Regions from separate parts of the Mus musculus genome. Here region 1 is linked to region 2. Evidence: chromatin loops called from intact Hi-C (ENCODE). Cell type or tissue: left cerebral cortex. All regions are shown on one strand. Links, peaks and the distances in the headings refer to the core of each region. The heading gives the core; the rest is flanking DNA.

Evidence for each region. A loop is a pair of places that touch in the nucleus more often than their neighbours do. Peaks named below come from ENCODE experiments on the same cell type or tissue, not always from the same donor. Only the 100,000 strongest peaks of a DNase experiment are listed, where the experiment ranks them.
Region 1: it touches region 2 in a loop (2.1-fold over the local background); 9 of 42 quality-filtered maps call a loop at or near these places.

What each region holds. Positions count from the first base shown.
Region 1 is chr2:156,252,866-156,261,202 of GRCm38, reverse strand. Phf20 (PHD finger protein 20) reads right to left here. Exons shown (of 18, transcript NM_172674.2): 4 at 6,893-6,977. Among named protein-coding and RNA genes, the nearest start is that of Cnbd2, 55 kb to the left of the region's middle. In left cerebral cortex, for the core only: no CTCF peak of the experiment used is centred there; a DNase peak (open chromatin) is centred at 3,942; H3K27ac peaks cover 1,843 bases.
Region 2 is chr2:156,177,233-156,185,546 of GRCm38, reverse strand. Rbm39 (RNA binding motif protein 39) reads left to right here and starts at 5,309. Exons shown (of 17, transcript NM_001291114.1): 1 at 5,309-5,660; 2 at 6,307-6,370; 3 at 8,162-8,211. The coding sequence starts at 6,320. In left cerebral cortex, for the core only: CTCF peaks have their summits at 1,780 (motif pointing left), 5,109 and 5,998; DNase peaks (open chromatin) are centred at 4,159, 5,217, 5,937 and 7,741; H3K4me3 peaks cover 4,275 bases; H3K27ac peaks cover 2,188 bases.

The DNA.
Region 1 (8,337 bases), core at 73-8,072, 76 kb before region 2:
ACCATGAGCAGGTTTGATGTCCACAGAGACCAGAAGAGGGCACTGGAGACCCTGAAACTACAGGCAGTTGTGACCTACCATGTAGATACTGGGAATCAAACCAGAATCCGGTCTCCTGGAAAAGGTGTCAGTCCTAAGTGCTGAGCCATCTCTCCAGCCCTCTCCTTTGATCTTAAATACTTATAGTGTGCTGGGAAGCCACCCAAGACTATGCCATTAACAAAGAAAATTCAGTTACATTAAGAAGAAAATACAAAGGCGGTGGTGGCGCACGCCTTTAATCCCAGCACTTGGGAGGCAGAGGCAGGCGGATTTCTGAATTCGAGGCCAGCCTGGTCTACAGAGTGAGTTCTAGGACAGCCAGGGATACACAGAGAAACTGTCTCAAAAACAAACAAACAAAAAACAAAAAACAAACAAGCCGGGCGTGGTGACTCATGCCTTTAATCAAGGAGGCAGAGGCAGGTGGATTTCTGAGTTCGAGGCCAGCCTGGTCTACAAAGTGAGTTCCAGGACAGCCTGGGCTACACAGAGAAGTCCTGTCTCAAAAAAAACAAAAACAAAAAACAAAAAAAAGAAGAAAATAGTCATCACACATGGTGACGTGTACCTACACTCGGGAGGCTGAGACAGGAGGATTGCCTTGAGTTCTAGATCAGTCTGGGATACCGTGTGGAAACAGACTGTGAACGTGATAGGAGGAAGGCGGGAGTACCATTTTTAGAGATAGTTTCAAGCTCTACAGTAGAAGAATGGGCACCATTTTCAGCTGTTTGGGATGAATTTTGAAGTTAACTCTTCTTGACGGCAGAAGCCAGAGTCCAACCTTAATTAAAGCTAAGAATAAGGCCCCATTCAGTAGCCTGTCCAGTCCAGCCTGGGATATTGTGTAAGAATGTGTCTTAAAAAGCAAAGAAAAGAGAGTTAGAATTAAAACCTACACCTGCCTGCTGACCTCTGACCAGTTCTTTTCCTATTGCCCATTCATTGTCCACGTCCTGACACCTAAGTCCAAACTACAGACCCAGAACACTAGCTGGCCAAGCTCAGGCCAAAGATCTGGAGGCCCCAAATCCTACTCCTGACCCTCTCAACATCCAAAGGACTATAAGCTCTCCTGTCCCCGCTCTCAAACTAAACACAGCCTAAGGGATACATCTGAGGGAAGAAGCCTACCAAGAGCCTAGCCCACGTCTGCAGGAAGGCCCAATGCTACTTTCAAGATTGCATGTGTAAGAACATTGCCTCTGTGGCTGGATAATGGTTAAGATCAAGCAGTGCTCTTTTGGAAGGTCTGAGTTAGATTCCTAGCATCCCCCATCAGGTGGCTCACAACTGCCTGGAACTCCAGTTCCAGAGAATATGACACCCTTTTCTAGCCTCTGCAGGCAAATGCGCACACACACACACGCACACACACACACACACACATTTTTTCAAGAACACTTTTTAATGGAATTCGTCCATAGGTGGTTGATAATAGAGTGATCTGCTGGCCATAAATCCTATCTAACAAGTAACATGTAAATATGTGACAGAAATACTTCTTGGCTGAGGCTGTAGCTCTGTGGTACAGCACAAGGCTGAGGTCCACCCCTAATGACAAAAGGGAAAAGCTTAGTCTAGCCTGACAGAAAGTCTACCTACCTTAGTTAGTTTAGCCCCCTGCCCGCTTCAGTGCCAAGTCAAACAAAGGAAGCCTTGCCCTCTGAGGCTAAGAACTCAGCACATCGGATAACCTTGGGAGCAGTCAGAATGCAGAAGGGAGGAGCATGAGAGCCCAACTACAGGCACTCTACAAGCTTGTCTTCTCTATGGCCGGTATACCTAGAACTCAAGCTAACCAGAGCTAGCTAGTTACATAACAAGATTCAAAACAAACGCCGGCGTGGTGGCGCACGCCTTTAATCCCAGCGCTTCGGGAGGCAGAGGCAGAGGCAGGCGGATTTCTGAGTTCGAGGCCAGCCTGGTCTACAAAGTGAGTTCCAGGACAGCCAGGGCTATACAGAGAAACCCTGTCTCGAAAAACAAACAAACAAACAAACAAAACAAAAAAAAAAAAAAAAAAAAGTACACTTGCCATCTCCCCTGGCAAGAGATCAGTGAATACCCAGGCATACTGGACAACTTGTTACCTTTCAGGAAGACCCCGTTGGGATGCTCTGGATAGGCATATGTGAACTACAGGAGATGCCATCCCAGAACTCTAGAGCCCTGCAGACCTCAACCCTTAGCTCTGTGCTCGTTGTCTTTATTCGTGTTCACACTTTCCTGTGAGCTTACTTTCTCACCTATAAAACAAGGATGAGTTTGATGCCAAGAACCTTTCTCCCTTCAGGTGACAGTGAGATGAGATGTGCAAATTCAGCCAGGTCTAGTGGCACAAACCAGCACTGGGGAGGAAGAGGCCAGGAAAGCATGAGCAGCTCAGCCCAGGCTACACAGTAAGACCCAGTCTTAAGAGCAACAGAGTATGGAAACCACTTAGTTAGCATAGAGTCTGTCATAGAAAAGCAGATCAGTAAGTGGCTCTAATAATTACCACTCAGCAAGTGAGTCACCCTGAAAGAAGTCAGATCCTGCACGCGTGCGCCTATCTTCCTTTCATTTCCCTTCGTGCAAATCTGCTCACAAGGTACTAACCTCCCCATACTCCACATGTAGCTCAGTTACAGCAGAAAGAAGATATAAAAAAGATCCGCTTCTGCAGAGACCTGGGAAGACCATTTCCACAGCATTTCCTGTGGTAAACACAAGCTCCCGGCACAGGCCCAAAATAGACTGAACTGGAGGAAAGGGGAGCACACGACCTAGAAACTCCCATCTAATTAGGGGGGAGACTTGCCGAGTGCACTCACCCTTAACCCCATCATGGAGGAAGCACCAACACAAGAACTGTTGCAAATTCAAAGCCAGCCTGGTCTATAGAGTTGTCTCAGACCAGTTTGGGCAATGTAAGAGCAACAGGAAGGAACCTATCTTGTTGCTAATGCTAGCCACTTGCAGTTTCTTCAAGGAGAAAGCCTTGTGAACAGTAGTGCTCCACGGAGTGAAGGTCATGAGGCTCTGGGCATGACAGTCCATGCTGGTAAGCCAACTCCTAGGAGGTCTGAGGCAGAAGGAGCAGGTAAGTCCAAAAACTCAAGGTCAGCCTCAGCCAGACTCTCTCAAGGAAAAAAAAAAAGTTGCAAAGAGGAGTCAAACAGCCCCTGACAAATAAGGCCAAGGTCAACTCACCAAAGATGACCACACACACACACACACACACACACACGCACCGAACCCAGAATCCTATCATTCCTATAAAAGCTAGAGCTGGGGGTATAACATAGCTTCCAATTATGGCTGCTTCACACTAAAAAACAATAAAAGCTGGGCATGATGGCCCAAATTTGTAATCTTAGCACTTGGTGGGAGAGGATTGCTATGAGCTCAAGGCCAGCCTTGACTGCATAGTGAGATCAGGCTAGCCAGGAGTTTGAAGTGAGATCCTAATTCAAAAACAAAACAAAAACCATGTGGGTGTAAGGATTTTATAGTCTCAGCACTCTGGAGGTAGAGGCAGTAGGATCACTAACCAGCCAAGGGCACCCTCAACCACACAGTTCAAAATCTGCCTGGCTACAGGACTCTACCTCAAACAAACCACCCCCAAAGATTCATTATCAATGGCAAGTACTGCTCTGTCTCTTTTCCACCAATTAACTGATTTCCCTAAGAAACTCTTGAGTTATTTAGGGCTGACTAATCATGCCAAACCCACCATGACAGTAGCTGCTGTTCCCCCACTCTGTCCACACTCCCCACAGCCTGCTCAGCCTCAGGAAAACCCCCAAGGAAGTTAAGAGCAGTAAGAAAATTGAGCAGAAGATGAATACACAAGCTGGTTTTCCCTGGGTTCCGCTGTCTCCTAGCAGCTTGGACTAGATGGCCTAGCTCAGAGGAAATGAAAGGCTTCCTGCCAGCAGAGCTCCCCCTCCCCCTCACAGGTCCCTCGTGACTACTGAGAAAACCAACTGAGGTAGGGAGAGAAATCCAGGATAGGAAGGAAAAGAAAGTCAAGAGCTTGGAATCTAGCTTTGAGGTAGGATGCTGTCCTCACACAAATGAAGCCTTGAATTTATTTAACACCCAGAACTGAAAACAAAGTGAACAAGGAGCAAAGGGAGAGAAAGAGGGGTGGGGCAAGATGGCATATGCCTGGAATCCAGATGAGGCTGAGGCAGAACTACAGGTTCCAGAGGCAAATTTGTCTCAGAACAAAACCAGTCGAGCACTATAGTTAGCAACCAAGCCCACAAAGACAGCACCTAAGAACTAGTGGACAGGGTGACACTGCTCAGAGAAAAGAAATCACTGGCTTCACTTCCATAACTTTCCCAGAATGCTTCAACAGCCTCCCACTTTAGGATTTAGCTCACTCTATATCCTCTCACCCTCCTTCCAATCGATCAGTCTCAAGAACCACCAAGGCGTTTAGCACAATATAGACAGGCCTCAGCAGAAACCTCACTCAGTCCCCATGTCCTTCAACAAAGTAAATGAAGCAGCTGGAATTAAGTCAGAACTATAGAACCCATCACCAGGTGGCCAATGACCACCTCATGAGCCCATGGCCTCAAGACTCTCCTTCCTAGAACCTAGCTCATGAGAAAACCACTGAAAGGACTTGGCCTTTTAATTTGCAAAGCTACTCCAGTTTTTTATTATTGTTTGATTCATTGTATTTGGTTTTTTCCTGAGACAGTCTCACTGTGTAGCCCAGTGGCCTCTAACTCAGTATGTAGCCCAGAGCTGATTGCAAACTTGGGATTACCTAGTTCTAGTTTAGCCTCCCAAGGCATGTGCCACCATGTCCAACTGCAGTTGCCCCAACTTAAAAGCTGTTTAAAACTGCTAATTAACTACAGCCAATAATATACGCAATGGTGTTCATTCCTTAATGACTTCAAACGTATTTCACATCCACCCCACACCCACCCCTTCCCCTTATTAGGATTTGTCTGGTCCGTCCTGCTCTTGCACTGTGTCCTCCATCCCCAATGTACACTGTACACTGGCTTCTTTCTGCCTTACTAGGTCTTCTGGTTGCTGTCATGATGCCAAGCTCAGAGCTCTGTAAACACTACATGTAAAATGTCAGTTTCTAAGACTTCTGTGACCTCTATGAAGCCACCCTCTACTTTTCTAAGAGATCACTTGCTCCCCACAAAGCTCCTGGAATCCTCTTCCTCCATCTGCCCCTGCTTGCCTTTGTGTATCTGGTCCCAGTCACTCTATTCCAGTCCTACCTCCTGTGAACTTGGCCAGCACTAGAACAAAAGATGGCCTCTGCAAACTACTGTTACTTCAAAAGTGACTCATAGAACTCCCCCAAAATTTCATCCTAGCAGAAAGGCTGGTGCTCCCCAAAAGAATACCTCCAGTAAATCTTATTGGAAGAAAGAACATGACTTGATCGCCCTGTAGCTATAGGCCCTTTATGAACCGAATGAACACTTGGCTACAAAAGCCAGTAAAGGAAGAAAGACCACCTTGAGAATGAGACTCTGGAGAAGCAGACCTCCCTTGAGCCAACTATTTCTAGTTCAAAGAGGACTTGCAGTGTCCCCAAAACAAGCTCTTCATAAGATATATGTGAGAAACACTAATTAGAGATGTAATTTTGGAGTATATAACATATATATATTATATATAAGACATAATTTAGTGAAAGATGGGACTATCCAAATGCACTTCACGTGAACTGGAAATCAGTAATTGTTTAGTTAGCTCACAAGACGGAACATCACTTTGGAGGTTTCTCTAGACAATGTTAACGATTCCCAGACAAAATGTAATCATCCCAACACTTGACAGAGTACTGAATAAACCGCTGAACAACTTCATGGGATGGAAAACCACTGTGTGCCAGGCCTTGGTATGCAGGACTTTAACCCCAGCACAGGAGGCAGAAACAAACAGGATCCCACTGAGTTCTATAACAGCCAAGGGTTCATAGTGAGATTCTGTCTCAAAAAAAAAAAAAAAGTCAAAAAGACCAAAACCCCACAACAATAACAACAAAACGGCCAGGGTTGGTCATTGTTGGTTTTGTTTTCTTTTGATTTGCAGTGCTCGGGATTGGTTCAGGACCCCATGCATGCCAGGCCAGTGCTCTATCACCAGCTACATCCTCAACCCCTTGACCTGACACAATGGGCCTCTGACTGCCCAAAACATTCACTCCGGAGATCAGGGCCACACACGCAGACATCCTGCTAGAATATGCTAAGGAAACACTTCGTGTGGACACAGAGTCTCTTCTGATCATACAAACCACTTCCCATACCACTCCCTTATACTCAAAAAATTGCATCTTTTTAAAATTAAATTCCTGGCCCTGTCTTCCCACATGTTCAGAACTGCTAGGCAGCCACACTCAGGGTTCCCATCTCTGTGTCTCAGGTTCTATCCTAGTCACCTTGTATCCACAGAGCATATGTTCAAATGTTTGGTGATATTTAATTAATTTGTAAGTTGTTCACAAATAAATAAAATAAACAATGAATGGTATTTATCACCAAAATATCAGGGTTCTAGAGAAAAAGAACCCACAGACCTCTCAGCAGAATCCATGGTGCTTGGTTGAAATTTAGTAGCAAAGAATGAATCTCCTCCCTCTCTTTCTTTCTCTTTCTTTCTTTTTAAAGTAGGAGAGTGAACCTATAAGAAATCCCTCCCTCATATCCAGCTTTCTTTCCATTTAGAATCTCTTCCTAGTGCCAGACATATGCCTAGTACCAGCTGAAAAAATATTGCTAGGTAACAAATCCTGATACATTATTAGGTACTCAAACTATAAAAGTTCCCCTACAGCAGAAGCAAAAACATCCACAACTGAACACCTTACCATCCTTGTTCACAGCAGTGACTCTGGCTGGATAAAATCGACAGTCAGACCAGCAAGCAAGCACTTGCTGGTTTATTTGAAATTCCTATAAAAAAAAAATAAAATAAAATAAACGTCCAGTTTCCGACTGAATCTCCTAGGGAGCACATTACAGCACAATTGGTAAAGCAGCAGGGATGCACGTGAGCAGTAAGGGAGGGCTGTGCAATGCTGAGACTCGGCAACCCTAGCACGAGCATCACTGAGGCAAAACCATCGGAGTTTGAGTCAGTCTTAGCCACACAAAAAGATTCTTCTTCAAAAATAAATAAAGGGCTGTCAAGATGGCTCAGCAGTTGTAGGTGAGTACTGCTCACACATGAATTCTATCCCCAGGACACACATACTACAAATATAACAAGGGACAACAGCTCTTGCACGTTTTCCTCTGTCAGCTAAAACCTGTGTTGTGGCATAAGTACATGCATACACGCACGCACACACACACACACACACACACACACACACACACACACACACACACACACACACACACAAAATAAAAGCAGACCAAGAGAGTAGACTAGAATGGGCCATTAAGATGCAAGATGATTCCAATGTTCAGCATAAGGAACCAAAAAATAAGGTTAGGGCTAGAGAGTTGGCTCAGGAGTTAAGAGCACTCACTTCTCTTGCATAGGACCTGAGTTCAGTTCCCAGCACCCACATGGTGGCTCTATAACAGTTACACGAGACTTGATGCCCTCTCTGACCTCCAAAAGTACCAAATACATATACGCAGGCAAAACACCCATTCAAATAACAGTAAAGAAATCAATCTAAAAATGATTATACACATCTTTAATCCCAACATTCAGAAAACAGAAGCAGGAGGATCTCAGTGAGTTCAGGAGTAACCTGCTCTACATAATGAGACCCTGTGTCAAACAACCAAAAACAAACAAACACGGCTAAGATCTAAGAGTCCAGGCCCTATGACGGGGAGGTCTAGGTAGGCACAGGACAACATTGAGACAATCTTCTGCTATCCAGTATTCATAACGAAAGGGAATCTAAGAGTCCTGGGCCACAGAGAACACACCTAGTTTAGGAGCTGGAAGAAATGAGGCTCCTTATCTTCAGGGAAGCAGCGTCAGGGCATTTCATACCACCCACACTGCTGCCTGGTCCCTGACCAAGGGAGGCACTGGTGCACAGTGTCATGCTGTTCTCTCAGCACAGTGTACATTCAAAGACTACAGATGACCACAGAATGATCAAACGGAACAGTACTGAACAACCCTAAACTGGAAGGGAAAGAAGGCAAAACAGAAAGGCCAGCCAGAGTTCAAGTTCCTCTGTGAGGTTAGAATGGAAATTGGAATCCAGACTGAGACAGATCCTAAAGATGTCTCAATGTCTGTTTTAAACAAAAGTGAAGGTTGTATGTCATTCTGAAGGCAATT
Region 2 (8,314 bases), core at 315-8,314:
TGCTTCAAGGAACTCATTTCACAGCCAGAGAAGTGCGATCAGGGAGTCCACTGCTCTTACCATGTTCCCCATCATCCTGAAGCAGCTGATCTGAGAAGGATGGAATGGTGTTTCAAAGATGCAGTTAGAGTGCCAATTAGGTGGCAGCAGCATGGAACGTGGGGCAGAGTTCTTCAGAAGGCAGTATTTGCTTGAATTTATGATACAGTTCCTCCCATAGCCAGGATCCATGGGTCCAGGAATCAAGGGGTGGAGAAGGGTATAGTTCTACTCACTGTTACTTCTAGTGACCCTCTAGGAAAGTTTTTGTTTCTTGTCCCCATAACTCTAGGTTCTGCTGGCCTAGAAATTTTGGTTCCAGAGAAGGGAGTGCTCCTACCAGGAGCCACAACAAACATTCCATTGAACCGAAGCTCAGACTTCCCCCTGGTATTTTGGGCTTCTAATGCCCTTAAACCAACAGCTAAGAAAGGAATAACAGTGTTAGGAGGGGTGATAGATCCAGATTACCTTGGGGAAATTGGATTGCCTCCTCGAAATGGAGGTAAGCAGGATTATGTCTGGAGTGCAAGAGATCCCTTAGGGCGTCTCTTAGTACTACCAAGTCCTGTGATTAAAATCAATGGGAAACTACAACAGCCTAATCTAAGCAGGATGACAAAAGACACAGACCTATAAGGAAAGAAGGTATGGGTCACTGGAAAAGAGCCAAGACCTGCTGAGGTGCTTGCAGAGGGTGGAGGAAATACAGAATGGGTTGTAAAGGAAGGCAGTTATAAGTACCGGCTAAAGCCATGTAACCCGTTGCAGAAACAAAGACTATAAAATAATATGAATACTTCTGTTTTATTTATTTTAAAAGATTTATTTATTTATTATATATATATGAGTACACTATAACTGTCTTCAAAATATTCCAAAAGAGGGCATCAGATCCCATTATAGATGGTTGTGAGCCACCATGTGGTTGCTGGGAATTTTATTTTGTTAAGGACACATTTGTCTTTCTTCCATTTTTTTTTTTAATGTATGTGAGATGGTTGTGAACTTTCATGTGGTTGTTGGGAATTGAATTTTTAGGACCTCTGCTCGCTCTGGTTGGCCCTGCTTGCTCCGGTCCCAAAGATTTATTTATTTATTTATTATTATTATTTTTTTTTTTTTTGATTTTTCAAGACAGGGTTTCTCTGTATAGCCCTGGCTGTCCTGGAACTCACTTTGTAGACCAGGCTGGCCTCGAACTCAGAAATCCGCTTGCCTCTGCCTCCTGAGTGCTAGAATTAAAGGCGTGTGCCACCACGCCCGGCTGGTTTATTCATTTTTATACATAAGTACATTGTGGCTGACTTCAGACACACAAGAAGAGGGCATCAGATCTCATTACGGGTTGTTGTGAATCACCATGGGGTTGGTGGGATTTGAACTCAGGACCTTCAGAAGAGCAGTCAGTGTTCTTACCCGCTGAGCCATCTTGCCAGCCCTCTTCCAATTTCTTTAACATCAATTGGTATTTAAGTTGAGATACTAAAAGAACATTCTCACCAGGCAGTGGTGTCACAGGCCTTTAATCCCAGCACTCGGTAGGTAGAGGCAGGCCGATTTCTGAGTTCAAGGCCAGCCTGGTCTACAAAGTGAGTTCCAGGACAGCCAGGGCTACACAGAGAAACCCTGTCTCAAAAAACCCAAAAACAGAGAAAACAAAACAAAACAAAACAAAAAAACCCTTCAGATCGTGGGCTGGAGAGTTGGCTCAGTGGTTAATCACATGGTAGCTCACAACCATCTGTAACAAGATCTGAAGCCCTCTTCTGGAGTATCTGAAGATAGCTACAGTGTACTTACATATAATAAATAAATCTTTAAAAAAAAAAAAAACAAAACCCTAAACTTCAGATTGTTGCTTTTCCAAGTGCTAGTCCAGCAGGCTTCTCTACCCCTCAGAATGATGCTTACTATGGTGACCAACGAGTTTTAGAGGAAGTGATTTTAGAAGATGACACCAGGTGGCTTGTGTTTATACTCCCAGCATTAGACGGGTAAAGAAGGAAGACTGCCCAGTATTTTAAGGCATGTCTGGCATGCACACTAAGACCTTGACAAAACAAAACAAGACAAAATAAAATAAAAAAAAACCCCAAAATCACCAAATACATAACAACAAATTTAAAAACACACCAAAGTTAAAGCAAAATAAAGTGATGTTTTGGGTTTTTTTTTTTAACGAATTATTTATTTATGTATGTGAGAACACTGTAGCTGTCTTCAGACACACCAGAAGAGGGTGTCAGATCCCATTACAGATGGTTGTAAGCTACCATGAGGTTGCTGGGATTTGAACTCAGTGCTCTTAACCCCTGAACCATGTCCCCAAAGTGATATTTTTTTGATATTTTCTATATGCCAGTTGTTCAGAGATTTTGTATTTCCTCTACTTCTTCTCTCCTAAAAAGTGAATGAATGTTTTATTTATTTATTTATTTATTTATTTATTTATTTATTTATTTATTTATTTATTTTCGAGACAGGGTTTCTCTGTATAGCCCTGGCTGTCCTGGAACTCACTCTGTAGACCAGGCTGGCCTGGAACTCAGAAATCTGCCTGTCCCTGCCTCCAGAGTGCTGGGACTAAAGGTGTGCGCCCGGCTTTTTGTTTTTTGTTTTTGTTTGTTTTTGAGTCAGGATTTCACTAAGTAGCTCATCTTGTAACGGGAACATGAAGTTTAGACCAGGCTGCCTCTGCCTCCCAAGCACTGAGACTAAAGGTATCCACCATCATCTTTGAACTTCGTACAACAATTTAAGGGACTTTCAGTCATCATGTGCCTTGGCCCTTGATTTCTCTTCTACTACCACCCTCATTTTTGTCCTTTGTTTGAGACAGGGTCTTACCCAGCTCAATAGCCCAGGCTAGTATCAAAGTATGTCAGTCAGGTGACCTTGAACTCCTGATCCTCCTATTTCTAGAACATTTGGATCCAGGCTTGCACCTTGGAGTCTGGCTTTAGTAGGTGCTAATATTAAACCTAGAGCTTTGTATCAACTCTATAGACCAGCTATCCTTGAACTCAGAGATCTGCCACCACCCAGCCATAACTTTTCCATCTTTTGAGTAAGACCTGGCTGTCTTGGAACTCCCTCTGTAGATCAGACTGGTCTCAACCCAGAGCTCTGCCTGCCTCTGTCCCCAAGTGCTGGGATTAAAGCATATGTCACCATGCCTGGCCTAAGTCTCAACTTTATTATTACTAACATTTTAATGATTTACTTTTATTTCATATGCATTGACGTTTTGCTTGCATGTATGTCTGTGTCTTGAAGGTGTAGGATCCTTTGGAATTAGAGTTACAATTGTGGACCATCACTGGGTGATGAGAATTGAACCCTGGCTCTCTAAAAGAGCAGCCAGTGCCTCTCACTGCTGAGTTCTCTCTTCAGTCCCCAGTCTAGCTTTTCAAGAACAAATTGTTTAACATACACATACACATTTAACATGCATGTGTTTGGCTTGCATGTAGTCTGTGCACCACCTGCATACCTGATGCCTGTGGAGACCAGAAGGCATCACCAGATCTGCTTAATGTAGTTGTGTGCAGCCAGTGAGTATTGGGAATCAAATCAGTGCTCTTACTCCTTTCTCTCCAGTCCCCCTTCTACCTTTTTCATAGCCTTTTACTGTGTGGCACGCGTTGTCCTTGACTTGGCAGCCCAGGACAGGACTATTAATTAAGGGCTCCTGTAGAGAGATAGAAGACAGAGAGGGGCTTGGTCTGACCTTAGTTAGGCAAGACCACTGCTTATTCAGGGTGAAGGGGCATCCCTGTCACCACTCACCCTATGGTTAACATTCCTATAGAGGAAGACAGGTTGTAGCCCCTTATAGGAGCAGAGAAGTTTCAGTAGTCCACAAGGGAAGTTGGAAAGCCTAATCTTTCAGCAGGAAACTATCAGTGATTTCATGCAGTGTGCCACATCTGAGAGAGAAAGCCAGATCAGCTAAATTTTTTGGAACTCATAAGGCTGACCTCAAATTCACAGAAATCCCCCTGCTTCTGTTTTCTGAGTGCATAACTATAGACAAGCTCTACCAGGCATGCTAGAAAAGTCACCTGCCAACTGTATTACATTGCCAGCCCCAAGAAGTTTCCTGTCATCATTCCACATGCTCTTCCTACTCCTCACGAGCTTTCAGGGAGAGTCCACCTGGACATACATCCCCTGCTAAACTTGGGAATTAGTGAATATTTGCAGTCTTGGCTAGTGTCAAGCTTATCCTTGCTACTAATTATAATATTCCCCCCTTGAGGAGGAATCGGAATATATGGAGAGCTTAATTTACTTGCTCAAGGTCACATTGTTGGAGTGGCTACACCAAGCAAGGTGTGACATTTTGGACCTTTTATACCCTCAATTATTAAGCTGCTGATAGGTTTCCAGACTGGTTTGATATTTTATTTCAAAACGTTTTCTATTATGTAAAAGTGGGAGAAAAAAAAAACCTTCCAATGATCACTCAGCTTCTCTACCACAGAATTAACCACTCCCAAATACACAAAAAGCAAACCAAATAAAATCCAACAAAAATTAAACAAAAGCGGTAAATTCACACAGTCAAAATCCTAGGGAAAAGTGAGGGGACCTTTTAAAGTCACAAACCACCCCGATTCAGAGCCCGACTAAATTCAGGGGTTAGAAAGCTACACACTGCGGTTTCTTCCCAGCCCGGCCACCGCCTCCGGTTTCCAAGGGTGTTGCGAAGCTTCACTATCGAGCCCACATCTAACTGGTGACACCAAACGACAAGAAAATCGTACTTTTTATTCCCATTCCCCTGTGTACAGCTCGTTCTTGTCTGCATGCGTTTTCACCACTGGTGGGTCTGGACACGACTGTCTTAGCCCACAGCCATATGTATTATAATAGGTTGCCTTATGGCGACCTTGACAGCCATCTGTGTGGGAGGGCGGGTGTCCGGGGTGGGGGTCGGCTCTGAGAGGGGAAACCTTCACACCCAGCGAGGAGATGACACCAGCCAGGATGACAGCAACGATGCACCACTCAGCAAGGAATCCTCCCAAAGATTGACAGTCAGGGCACCAACTGTCTTTGCCCGATAGAGGACGCACCCTCGCGAGACTTGGGTGCAGCTCTGGCGGGGGAGTCCGAGAAGCCTTTCGGAATTGGGGGAAGGGAAACTGTGATCATCTGTGGCGCAATCATTGCGCGAGATTGGGCCACGGTCGCCGGGAGCCGCGGTGAGAGATCTCGCGATAGTTCGTGCTTTCCAGTCTGGAACCCGGGGCAGTTTCTCGCGAGAGCCCGTGCTTGCGGCTCCGGGAGACCCCGGGTGTTTGTGTGTGTGTATGTGTTGGTGACTGTGAGTACGGAGGAGCAGCGGCCGCCATTTCAGGGAGCTAGCCGACGCTGTCGCAGGGGTGGATCCTGAGCTGCCGAAGCCGCTGCCCTGCTCTCCGTCGCGGGCTCCTTTAATCCCATTGTTTCTTTTAGATTCGCTTGGGCCTAGACGCCCTCGGGGCCCGATATTCGGGTTGGGCGGTACCGCGGCCTGGGCCTAGTGGCTTAACAGTAGCGACAGCAGCAGCGGCGGCGGCGGCGGCAGCCGACTTCCCGTGGCGAGCACAGGCGCGCGGAAGCCCGCACAGGTACGGGGCGTCGCGGCCGGCGGGGAGTGGGTCGCCTGCCCGAGCTGGGTGCTCCGCGATGCCGAGGCTTTTCGCCGCTTTGCTCGGCGCGCAGAGGGGGAGGGGGCCTTCCCGGTACGGTGGGGTCACCTCTCCTCGGCCGTGCCCTTCATCTCGGGCAAGGACGTCGTGGGCGTTTTTTGGTAGCGGCCGGGACCTCCGTGGGGACCTCGGTCAGATAAAGATCTGTCCTTCCGAGGGCCGGGGCTGGTCGCGACCTCCCAACATGGCGCCCGTGGAACGCCGCCGTGGTACACAACCCCTCCCAGCGGAGGGAGTCTCCCTCCGCCGCTAAAATGGCAGCGCGGGTTTTGTGCGGTGAGGAAGCGCTCCGCTGCATCCTTCCTGGGGGCGCTTTTAGCCGCTCGCGGGCGGGCTTTTGAAATTCGACCTGGAGTCCTGCTCCTGTCTTAGGTACAAGGAACGTGACACTTGGCGTACCCAAGGCAGCCTTGTCTGATGGGCGTCGCACAATTTTAGCCATCGTAGCGCTTTCAAAGGAGTTTTCTCAGGCTTTGAGGATGGGAGATCAAGGGGACATTTTATCTTATTTTATTATTTAGCAGAATTGCAGGTGTACTTACAGGACTGTCTTGTTCTTCCCCAGGCGAGTAGAGAAAATGGCAGACGATATTGATATTGAAGCCATGCTTGAGGCCCCTTACAAGAAGGTGAGAAAACACGCTAGTGAGCTTTAATATATTTCTTAATTTAGCATTATTCACGAAACTACTGCTGAAATGTAAACTAACCTTCCCGGAGCCCTCTTGATTACCTTATCAGAGATGCAATACGTGTAACTTACAAAAGTAAATATATGCTATTGATGTAATAATATTGTGCAGTAGTTTCACTTCAGCGTGATGAATAAATGCCCATCTATCTCTCTTTGTAGACTTGCCTAACGATATCTCACCTCTACTCCCATGAATTCACCTTTGATTCCAGTGTGAACTGTCAATCATAAGGTAGTAATTGAGTGACTTATCGCTGTACCGTGGTCCCCTAGGTAAAATGACTCAACTAAGAATTACCAGCTCCAGTTTGGTATAGCAAAAAGGTGAATGTAGTGGTTTGGGAAAACTGCAGGGGTCCAAGAATAATAAATTACAACCAGTCTCTGGCAAGTAAATCTTAGAAGTCTTGAAAGAAGAAATGGGTGAGATTTAAATTTTATTTTATATAAATAGATATAAGACTGGTGATAGTAAACCTGAATACAGGCAGGTATTGATCTGCTTTTCAGTTAATAATTATTAAGATTCTTGGATCCCTGAATAGAAATTGGCAAAAAAGAGGAAAAAAAACCAAGAAAAAGAACAGAAGAGAGAAAAGAAAAAAAGCAAGAGACAGTATCACAGCTTAGAGTCACTTGATGACTGTTTTACTGCTCTCCATAGTGTTTATTTTTAATTAGGCCCTGCCATAGCTTTTCACACTCAAAACTAGAAAGGAAGTATTTTGGCCAGTAATACAATATGACCCATTTCGGTATCACAGTAAAAGTCAGCACTCTTCATTCTTTGACCAGTTGGTGGTGAAAATAGCAGTGTGCATGCATGCATTGTCACTGGTGTCTCAGACCTTAAGCCTGGTAACTTAGAGATCCTACTATTGGTGATGTGTTCAAACTGTGGAATAAAAACATTGCGCTTAAACCGTTTATAAATAATACATTTGTCTTGGAGTGTAGCACGACCATGTGGTGCCTTTTGGATGAATTCTGATAGCTTTAAATAGTGTAATTTTGTAATGCTAGACTCTTGAAGCCATACTTTCTGTTTTAATGTTTCTTGTCTTAGTTTAACTTGGATATAATTCCATGTAAACAGGTATGGAAGTAGGAAATGTTTAGGCTGGACTGGTGGATTATTAATTAACTTTTCTTGGGTTCTTGGGAGTCAACATTACTAAAGCAGTGTGAATCCCTGTTTGCTTCAGGGCGAGATGTGTGACAGAGGTGGCATCAAGCTCTTACAGTCCCAACCCTCCAACGGAAATGGGCGAAGATCTCAGGAATGGCATCGGTCACAGGAAATCGATAGTGGCTGGCTGCTAGCATGGCCACTTGGGGCTTAGGCAGAAATAGAGCCATGGTACCGACAAAAGGGACAATAGCACATGGAATAAAACTCAAAATGACTTCATGTTTCATAGAAATCTTTAACCACTTCAACATTGTAATTCCGGATGACTTATTTAATACTTAAACAATGTAAGAAAGTAAAATATAACATATTAAATGTGGAAAGATTTTAATTTTTGTTTCTTGATGACTTAATTATTAGCAACAAAGTGGTTAAACGTATACCATCTAAATTTTATAGCCTTCCATGTTAAAGTAAATAAGTAATTAGTTTTAAAATTGTCTTGTATTTTCTTATTCCTATTCCCTTTACCCTTTGACAACTTGAAATGTTACCACTTCGTCCTCATGATGTTCTTCTATCAACCTTGCTTAGGATGAGAACAAGTTGAACAGTGCTAACGGCCATGAAGAACGTAGCAAAAAGTAAGTTTGACTAAGGAACCTGGGGGGGGAACTAACCTTGTGGAAATCTATTCTTGTGGTTAAGCATCAAACTATGGTTTTCTTTCGGTATCACAGTAAAAGT